Linked DNA regions of Homo sapiens: region 1 is linked to region 2. Evidence: chromatin loops called from intact Hi-C (ENCODE). Cell type or tissue: CD14-positive monocyte. All regions are shown on one strand. Links, peaks and the distances in the headings refer to the core of each region. The heading gives the core; the rest is flanking DNA. Region 1 overlaps FNDC3A (fibronectin type III domain containing 3A). Region 2 overlaps LOC107984559 (a long non-coding RNA gene).

The links. Peaks named below come from ENCODE experiments on the same cell type or tissue, not always from the same donor. Only the 100,000 strongest peaks of a DNase experiment are listed, where the experiment ranks them.
Region 1: a loop joins it to region 2, with 6 times the contacts of the local background. A loop is called at or near these places in 1 of 110 quality-filtered maps.

The regions. Positions count from the first base shown.
Region 1 is chr13:49,075,597-49,079,996 of GRCh38, forward strand. All of the region lies in intron 3 of FNDC3A (fibronectin type III domain containing 3A), which reads left to right. Among named protein-coding and RNA genes, the nearest start is that of FNDC3A, 100 kb to the left of the region's middle. In CD14-positive monocyte, for the core only: no CTCF peak of the experiment used is centred there; no DNase peak of the experiment used is centred there.
Region 2 is chr13:48,881,807-48,886,206 of GRCh38, forward strand. The region is part of intron 2 of LOC107984559 (a long non-coding RNA gene); the gene reads left to right. Among named protein-coding and RNA genes, the nearest start is that of FNDC3A, 92 kb to the right of the region's middle. RefSeq lists an enhancer at 2,596-2,835. In CD14-positive monocyte, for the core only: no CTCF peak of the experiment used is centred there; DNase peaks (open chromatin) are centred at 2,175, 2,625 and 3,115; H3K4me3 peaks cover 1,250 bases; H3K27ac peaks cover 1,174 bases.

The DNA.
Region 1 (4,400 bases), core at 268-4,267, 190 kb after region 2:
TTTCCTGTTCAGCAATCTTTATCAAATCTAGTCCAGGTGTCTTAGTTTTTCAGAAAGATCATTTCAGCTTTTTAGTCTTGTTCCCACTTCCCCTTCAAATTGCTTTTCTTCAGTTTTTCTAATAGGCTTATTCACTGTCTTTTGAAGCTATCTTGTACTATGTGTTCTGTTTCCCTTATCTGGAATTCACCCTTATCACCACTGCCCCCCCCACCCCCACCCCCACCCCCCCTTTCAGATCCTACCTGTGCTTCAAGACTGAGCTCCAGTCCTACCTTTAACAGGTTTTTTGGAAAGTCTTTGTTTAGTGAGCATCTCCTTAGTACTGTTGACTTTTGGGTCAGGCAGTTCTTTGGTCAGCGGGACTGTTCTGTGAACTGTAGGGTGTTTAGTGGAATTCCTAGTTTATACCTACTAGCCACTCACCCTCACTTATTCATTTATGACAAACAGAAAAGTCTCTGGATATCCCCAAATATTCCCTGAGGGACAAAATTGGCTCCAGTTGAGAACCATCTTCCTATGGGAAGATGAGAGCAATAAAAAAGATGACTGGCTTTGGAATTAGAGAGAGAGAACCTAGGATTAAATCCCAGCTCCTCTGCTGTTTACTAGCTACATGACCTTGTACATGTTACTTAACCTCTGTAAGTACTTTTTTTTTTTGAGACAGAATCTCACTCTGTCACCCAGGCTGGAGTGCAGTGGCTCAATCTTAGCTCATTGCAACCTCTGCCTCCCGGGTTCAAGTGATTCTCCTGCCTCAGCCTCCCAAGTGGCTGGGATTACAGGTGCCTGCCACCACGCCTGGCTAATTTTTGTACTTTTAGTAGAGATGGGGTTTCACCATGTTGGCCAGGCTGGTCTTGAATTCCTGACCTCAGGTGATCCGCCCACCTCAGCCTCCCAAAGTGCTGGGATTACAGACGTGAGCCTCTGTACCCAGCTCTCGGTGAGTACATTTCTCATCATTAAAATTCTTATTCCTGTCAATAATAGTACACCTTATAGGATCATTGTGAAGGTTCCTGATACACGGGTAATGTACTCTAAACCAGCCTGGGACATACAAGGCACTCAATAAGTGGTGGTGAGTGCTGTAGTGTTATTGTTAATAGAAAGTGATCCCCGTCACCTGTGAAACCCCATCATACCAATTATTGCACCATTCATTTACCAAATAACTACACCATCTTGTAATATTTCTTCTAGTTGTATTTTTAAAGTTATTTAAATTTTGTATTGTTTAACATAAAATTTTTATTCAGTCTCCCCAGCTAAAGTCTAAGCACTTTGGGGACACATACCATTTCTTACATTTCTTTGTATCCCCTTCAATTCTTGGCCTTCCATATGTTGGGTATTTAACTAATAGTTATTGCTTTAGTTTAAAAAGGGAAGACAAGTGCAGTGGGTCACACCTGTAATCCCAGTGCTTTGAGAGAATGAGGCAGGAGGACCTCTTGAGGCCAGGAATACGAGACCAGCCTGGGCAGCATAACAAGACCCTGTCTCTACAAAAAATTTAAAAATTAGGCATAGTGGCGCACGCCTGCTGTCCTAACTACTCGAGAGATAAGGTTGGAAGATTGCTTGAGCCCAAAAATTTGAGGCTGCAGTGAGCTATGGTCATACCAGTGCACTCCAGCCTGGGCGATAAAGCGAGACCCTGTCTCAAAATAAAATTAAATTTAAAAAGAGCATTGGAGATGAGGTGTCTGTATACTTTGTCATCTTTCAAACTGGAATACAGTGAAAGAACTCTAACACTTACTTCAAGACAACTGATGTAAAGCAAGACTGTCTAGCCCAGGCAAACTTCCTGTCTTCCCCCATTTTACCTAGGCTGTCCAATCTGTTTAATCAAAGAAGAAATAGACCTAACTCTTTTCAGAGAAGTAATCAGCTCAGTAATTAAAATTAAAACTTTTAGCCTGACATTTAAACCTTATATATCTGAGAGTTAAAAATTTCTCTCTAAGTTGAACACATGGACACAGAGAGGGGAACCTCACACACCAGGGCCTGCGACAGGCCCCGGGCCAAGGGGAGGGAGAGCATTAGGACAAATACCTAATGCATGCAGGGCTTAAAACCTAGGTAATGGGTTTATAGGTGCACCAAACCACCATGGCACATGTATACCGATGTAACAAACCTGCACATTCTGCACATGTATCCCACAACTTAAAGTAAAAATTTTTTAAAAATTTCTCTAAGTTAATTTAAATCATTTGTGCAGCAGTTATGGCAATTTCACAAATAGGAAGAGTTCACATATTATACTTAAAAGAAACCAGGCAGTAGAATTTATAAGCAGTGTGATAAGCATTACCTGTCTTTACTTGCCAGTTAAGTTTTTATGAAAATAATTTTATTCTGTGTACTTCATAGAGTGTAAGTTTCTAATAGAGCACACATCTAGGTTTGTACATCTCTTTTCAAATTGTTTTCAATAAATACTGTTTATGGTGGGTACATTTTAACTAATACAGCATTGATCTTTTCTAACACATTTGCAGAGGAAGATACTCATTACTGTTTTAGTGTGACTCAGAACACAAAAAGTGCTATTTATGATTGGATAACCAGACCCTGAATTATAAGTAGCTTATATTTCAAAAGTTAATTTGTAACTGCAATCTGTAAACCCCACCTCCATAAATCAATTAAATTGATTTTATATGCGGCAGTGACCCCTTTGGTCAGGACCAAAAAAGCCTATCTAATTTATAATGTGCCTGTAATACTAACAGTATCTTAGTGATAGGAACTAACTACCATGAGAAGATATTTTTAGGCAGGGACACATTTCTCTGCTTCAGTGGGAAATGGATTCCTTTCTCTATATGACAGATTGTAAGATTGGAGACTGTTTTAAAATTATTGGGTAGAGGTTTTAAAAACACAGGAAAGGATAAAGGGAACCAGACAGAAAATAAGAAGGCTCTCCCCTCTTTATGTTTTTGACTGTCCAAAATTACAAGATGGAATATGGGTGGAAGGAATAGTAGTGAGCAAGGGAACTGGGGTTGAAGTCTTTGTAAAATCAACATGCCTTCACTCTGAGCAAGAGAAGACAAGAAAAGACTTCTGGAGTTCATTTTCTTCCACTTAGCCATCACTAGTTTCTGTCATATGGCAAGCCCCTTCGTGGACTAGCTCTGGATCTAGGCAAAAAGTGAGATTATTAATAGAAGTGGAGGCAACAGATAACAAGGAGAAAGAGAAATTAAGGGAAGAAAATCATATGCCAGCGAAGTGGAGAGAAACATAGATCATTATAGCCCTAAGGCCATCAAGTTAGGAAAGCTGTTCTCTGACAGCCACTATACTAATAAAATCTCTATATTAAAACCTAATGAATTGAGATAAGAGCTGTGTAAATTAATAAGCATTTGAATTAAAGTCCATTCTTTTAAAAGTAGCTTTATTACTTGTTCAGAATATTTAGAAATGAAAACTAGGTTGAGAATCACAGAGAACTTTAGACATCTAAATAATTACCTTACTTTATTGGAGGCTCAGATTTTGTGAGTTACAGCTAGTTATGGGCAGAGTTCAATACAGTAGTTTTTCTACTGTATAGCATACATTCTGGAAAGACAAATTGCTAATTATTTTTTTCTATGAATTTTCTAAGTATCTACTGAGGTATACTGTGCTAGTTGCTGGACATTCAAACAAAATCTGAAAACTAAGTTCCTGACATTCAAGAACAGTGTCATGGGGGAAAAAAAGGGAAAATTAACAGTTGTATTACAGTATAAAAAGAGATACACATAGGGTGTTATGGGAGCATAGAAGGAGGGTTACTATAACATTCAGTGGTATGTAAAGAAAAAATTATTCCAGGAGAAAATGACACATGAGCCTCCTCGAAGAACAGTGGCAGTTGGTCAGATGGACAAAGGGTCTCAAGGCACTTTAGACAGAGGGAAAGTGTTCAAAAGCAACAGAAGGAAAGAATGACTTGACTTATTTGAATAACCACAAAGAGATTGGAATTGCTAAAAAGTTGTGTAAATATGTGGTACCTGTTGAACCAAAAGTCTTCCTACTACAAACATCATTGGAAATGTTCAATAAAATAATAACATGTAATCTTTCAAATACACTCCTGAGCTTCTCTCTCTTCCCTTCACCCTATAAAAAGGAAAAAAAAGGTGGGGACTGGGGAAGAATCACTGTGGGCCAGAAACAAGGACTTTTCCACATTTATTTGTCTTCTATTTTAAGAGACAGGGTCTCTTTGTCACCCAGGCTGGAGTGTAGTAGCACAGTCATAGCTCATTGCAGCCTCAAACTCCTGGGCTCAGGTGATCCTCCTGCCTTAGCCTCCTGAGCAGTTAGGACTGCAGGTGCATGCCACCATGCTTTTATAGAGTTGAGTTCTCACT
Region 2 (4,400 bases), core at 186-4,185:
ATTCCTGTTCTAGCCTGAAATCCCCACATGAGTCTTAGGCCATGTCTCCTTTCCCAGCATACCCAATCCAAGATCTGACTTCCCAGCTCTAGAATTCTGGTTCTCTACATATCACTCCACTGTGGCATAATTCAGCATTAAAGAGGATGGCCCTGGACTCCCTGATTTCAAATCCAGGCTCTGCTACTTACTAGATGTTTAACTATGGCCAAATTCCTGATCCCGTGTACCTCAGTTGCCCCCATCTATAAAATGGGGACAATATTATCGATGACCTAGGGTTTTGTGAAGTTTAGCTGAGTGCTTAGAATTGTGGCTGGCACCGAATTTAAGTGCTCAGTGAATGTTAACTGTTATGATTTTTTCCCCTCCTTGGAAAATTCCAGTTCTGGTAAATGATAAGTAGGGAAACATATGACAATAGTTACATAAAATATGGAATTATTTGTATATTTCAATTGTCAGTTTTAATTACATATTGTTTCACGCATGGATGATTGAGAGTTCTATCTTGGGACTTTTTCATTTGAACTGGTTCACAAAGATGATATAAATGATGCTGGAATGTCCATGAATAAAGAAGGGACATAGTAAATATTAATGACACTGGAGTCTGGCTGTCAACTTTTCTGAACATTTCCAAAATCCTAAAAGTTAAAAATTTCCCAAAAAGGTTTTTGTGTGTCTATGTGCCCCTAACATCTTTCAGAATTCCACATGAAAGCATCTAGATGAGATAAACATAGACAAGGATTTACCCAGTAGGAGCAGAATTACAATCGCTGAGTCTCCAAGAAGTGCTGCTGTCTTTGCTCTTGCCCAAACAGCCCCTTGGCTACTTATGTACAGTAGAAAGCTGATTCCATTTTCTTATAGTTATAAAACTTACATAAGATCATTGTAAAAAAAAATTAAAATGAAGACAATAATAATCTGTAATTACAATTCTTGGGAATGTAGGTTTAGCGCATTTTATATGATCAGCCAGTTCTTTCTCTGTGCATTAAACATATGACCAGAAAGGACCAGAGTAGGAATGACACGCTTGTGACTTGATCAAAGGCAAATTTACTGGGAAGCTAAAAAACCTTAAGCTTTAGGGCCTCTCCTTTCCACAGGTGTTTTCCAAGGCCTTGGCAATCTGTTCATATGGTAATACATTTGTATAAATTGTATAAATCTTAGGCTTCTTAAATCCTGGTTCCATCCCAGGTGCTGCTGGCTGCAGTCTTTCCTGCCCCATGCCATTCTGTCCCACTGAGCGAGCCCAGACCCAGACTCTGTTCACTCTGAGCTTCTAGCAGCCACTACCAATCAAACAGAGCAGGCATCCACTGAAATCTACTTGTCATCTTTCCAATTCCTTTTGCCCTAAGTTGGGATTGATGCAGGGCCTGAGAACTGCCAGCAGGTATAGGTTATAAGGCTTGGAGAAAAGAGAACTGTGGCAGGGGAAAGGTGGAATACAGGGATGACTAAGACACTCCTTGACCAGCTTTGGTCAGGCTCCTCTGAGGCTACTTCTCAACATGCTCCAACCTTCAGACTCCTGTGTCCATCTTTACAATGCCAAGACTTAACAAAAAAAAATTCTGTTAGGTGAGTTTAGCAAGAATCCCCATCTTTGATATCTAATAATTCCTTATCCTCACTCTTAGAATCTGATCTCTCCAGCCTGCCTTCAATAAGAATACTACCATCAGTTTAGCTAAAATCCCCCTTACCCCTGATATTTCCTCTTAGTAATTTTTCCATCCACTGGTCCCCACCCTTGTCCTTGGCTATAAATCCCTACTTGTCCACACTGTATTTGGAATTGAGCTCAGTTCAATAGTGAGCCTCTTTTCCTCTATTGCAATATTTGGTTTTTTAAAAATAAAATTTATCTTTAATTAGATCCCAGAGTTGATTCTCTTTAACAAAGGGCAGGCAGGACATGATACCCACCAGAATTCTAGAAATGCTTGGTTTGCTGTGACAAAACAGACTCATATGTGGGACTGAATACCACTTATACCCAATTATCATCCAGCACGATATGGTTTGGCTGTGTCTCTACCCAAATCTCATCTTGAATTGTAGCTCCCATAATTCCAATATGTTGCAGGAGGGACCTGGTAGGAGATACTTGAATCATGGGAGCAGTTTCCCCCACACTATTCTTGTGGTAGTGAATAAGTCTCATGAGATCTGATGGGTTTATAAGGGGAAACTCCTTTCACTTGGCTCTCATTTTCTCTGTTGTCTGCTGCCATGTAAGATGTGCCTTTCACCTTCTGCCATGATTGTGAGGCCTCCTCAGCCATGTGGAACTGTGAGTCCATTAAACCTCTTTTTCTTTATAAATTACCCAGTCTCAGGTACATCTTTATCAGCAATGTGAAAATGGACTAATACACAGCACAATGACAATTACATATATTACTATTAAATGTGTTCAGTTAACTTTGAGGACAACCCTAAACTCAGTTGAGGTGAGAGCCCTCTTCAGAGTCTTGCTCACCCACTTTGGTAATCCAATTGTAACTTTAAAAATAGAGAATGCTGCTTTCAAGCCACTCGTTTGAAAGTAAGCTGTGTTACTACAGTGTCACAGTTCCCACATAGTACTGGAAGTGATTCATTTTCTTGTTAACTTGTGCTATATATACTCCAGAAAAATGAGTTGGCATTTCTAAGAATACTTGTTAGAAAAGAACAGAAGTTTTTCTTTCTCTTCCTGTCATCTGAAACTCTTAAATCATAGACAGTGCAATGTGTAGGAAGCTAAAATACGTACTCAAGCTCAGAAGCACCTGCCATAGCAGGGTTTGTCTTTTTTTTTTTCTTCGTGGTATCAGATAGTTTCTCTAACTCTGAAGAAATTTTCTCTAGAAAAATATAACAGTGTTAGGGCCGGGTGCAGTGTCTCACGCTTGTAATCCCAGTACTTTAGGAGACCGAGGCGGGCAGATCACCTGAGGTCAGGAGTTCGAGATTAGCCTGGGTAACATGGTAAAACCCCGTCTCTACTAAAAATACAAAAATTAGCCAGGAGTGCTGGTGCATGCCTGTAATCCCAGCTACTCGGGAGGCTGAGCAGGAGAATCACTTGAACCTGGGAGGTGGAGGTTGCAGTGAGTCAAGATCACGCTATTGTACTCCAGCTTGGGCAACAGGAATGAATGTCCGTCACACACACACACACACACACACACACACACACACACACACTCTCTCTCTCTCTCTATATATATATATATGTATACATAGTGTTAGATATCCTGCAGAATGCAAACCAACAAAGAACTATTAAATACCTAAAACAAACACAGGTTCTTCTTTCCCTTGAAGCTTCTTTTTTGATTCTTTGATTGAAAACTTGGGCCAGATAAAAAGGAAGCACAGAACTACAAGTCATCACCCACAAAATGTTTCATTCTCTGACTTCACAGCTGTAAAGGCACCTGGGAAAGATGAAGAGAAACAGGTAGAAGAGTGACAGTTTAAAAAAAAAATCCATCCATTTAAGTAATCTGAAATGAATTAAAAGAGTCACATATGTTAAAATGCAATTCACATCCAAAAATGTTCCCTTTGTGGAAATTGTAATTATGGCGTTCTGACCACAAGACTTTTGTCTTGTTTAGTTTTGTTTTGGGAGCACCTCACAGGATTAGGTTAACTAGGAACACACACTGGGAAACAACTGCACTAAGTTTTCAAGAAAGGATTATGTTCTCTGCATCATTCAGGAGCAGTACTCATGCATTTCAGGAAGGTTTCCATCCCTATCAGACATACCTGGCTGTATATCAAAAGTCCATGCTCCTCTTTCATACAGGGTAGAGTTGCTGCTAAAAAGTGGGTGAGCAGCTAGGGACTCTATTTCTGCCAGCTCCTCCCCCACCTTTGCAGCTTGATGCAGTCTTGCAATTAAATCTTAGCAAAGGAAGGGATGTTCACCAGCATGAGGTCCCCGCCACAATCCTTAGTGTTCTTTATTCCTCTGCTACGTGAATGTTGACATTCAGGGCAACCTTGGAAGCCTCTCACTGAAGATGGCAGAGCCTCCATCTGATTTCGTCTCTGAATGATTGTGTCGAGCGGAGCACTTCCCCTGCTCCCACAGCAAACACACACACAGACACATACATATGTACTACCACCACCACCACCTCCACTTGACCTACAACTGTGCTGTACTCTTAAGTGAGCATAAAATAACTGTCTATTTTGTGAAGCCCTAAAAGGCTAAAGTAAAATGAGGTTGGTATTTGGAACGGTAACTTGTAGTTAGATCTATGCTTTGGGGAGGGCAGTGCCCTAGGCCCCATGGTGATATTGATGCTGCACCTTATACTTCTAATTTGGAGCATTATTAAAATTCAATTTTCAAATTTCTCTCTTGAATAAAGATA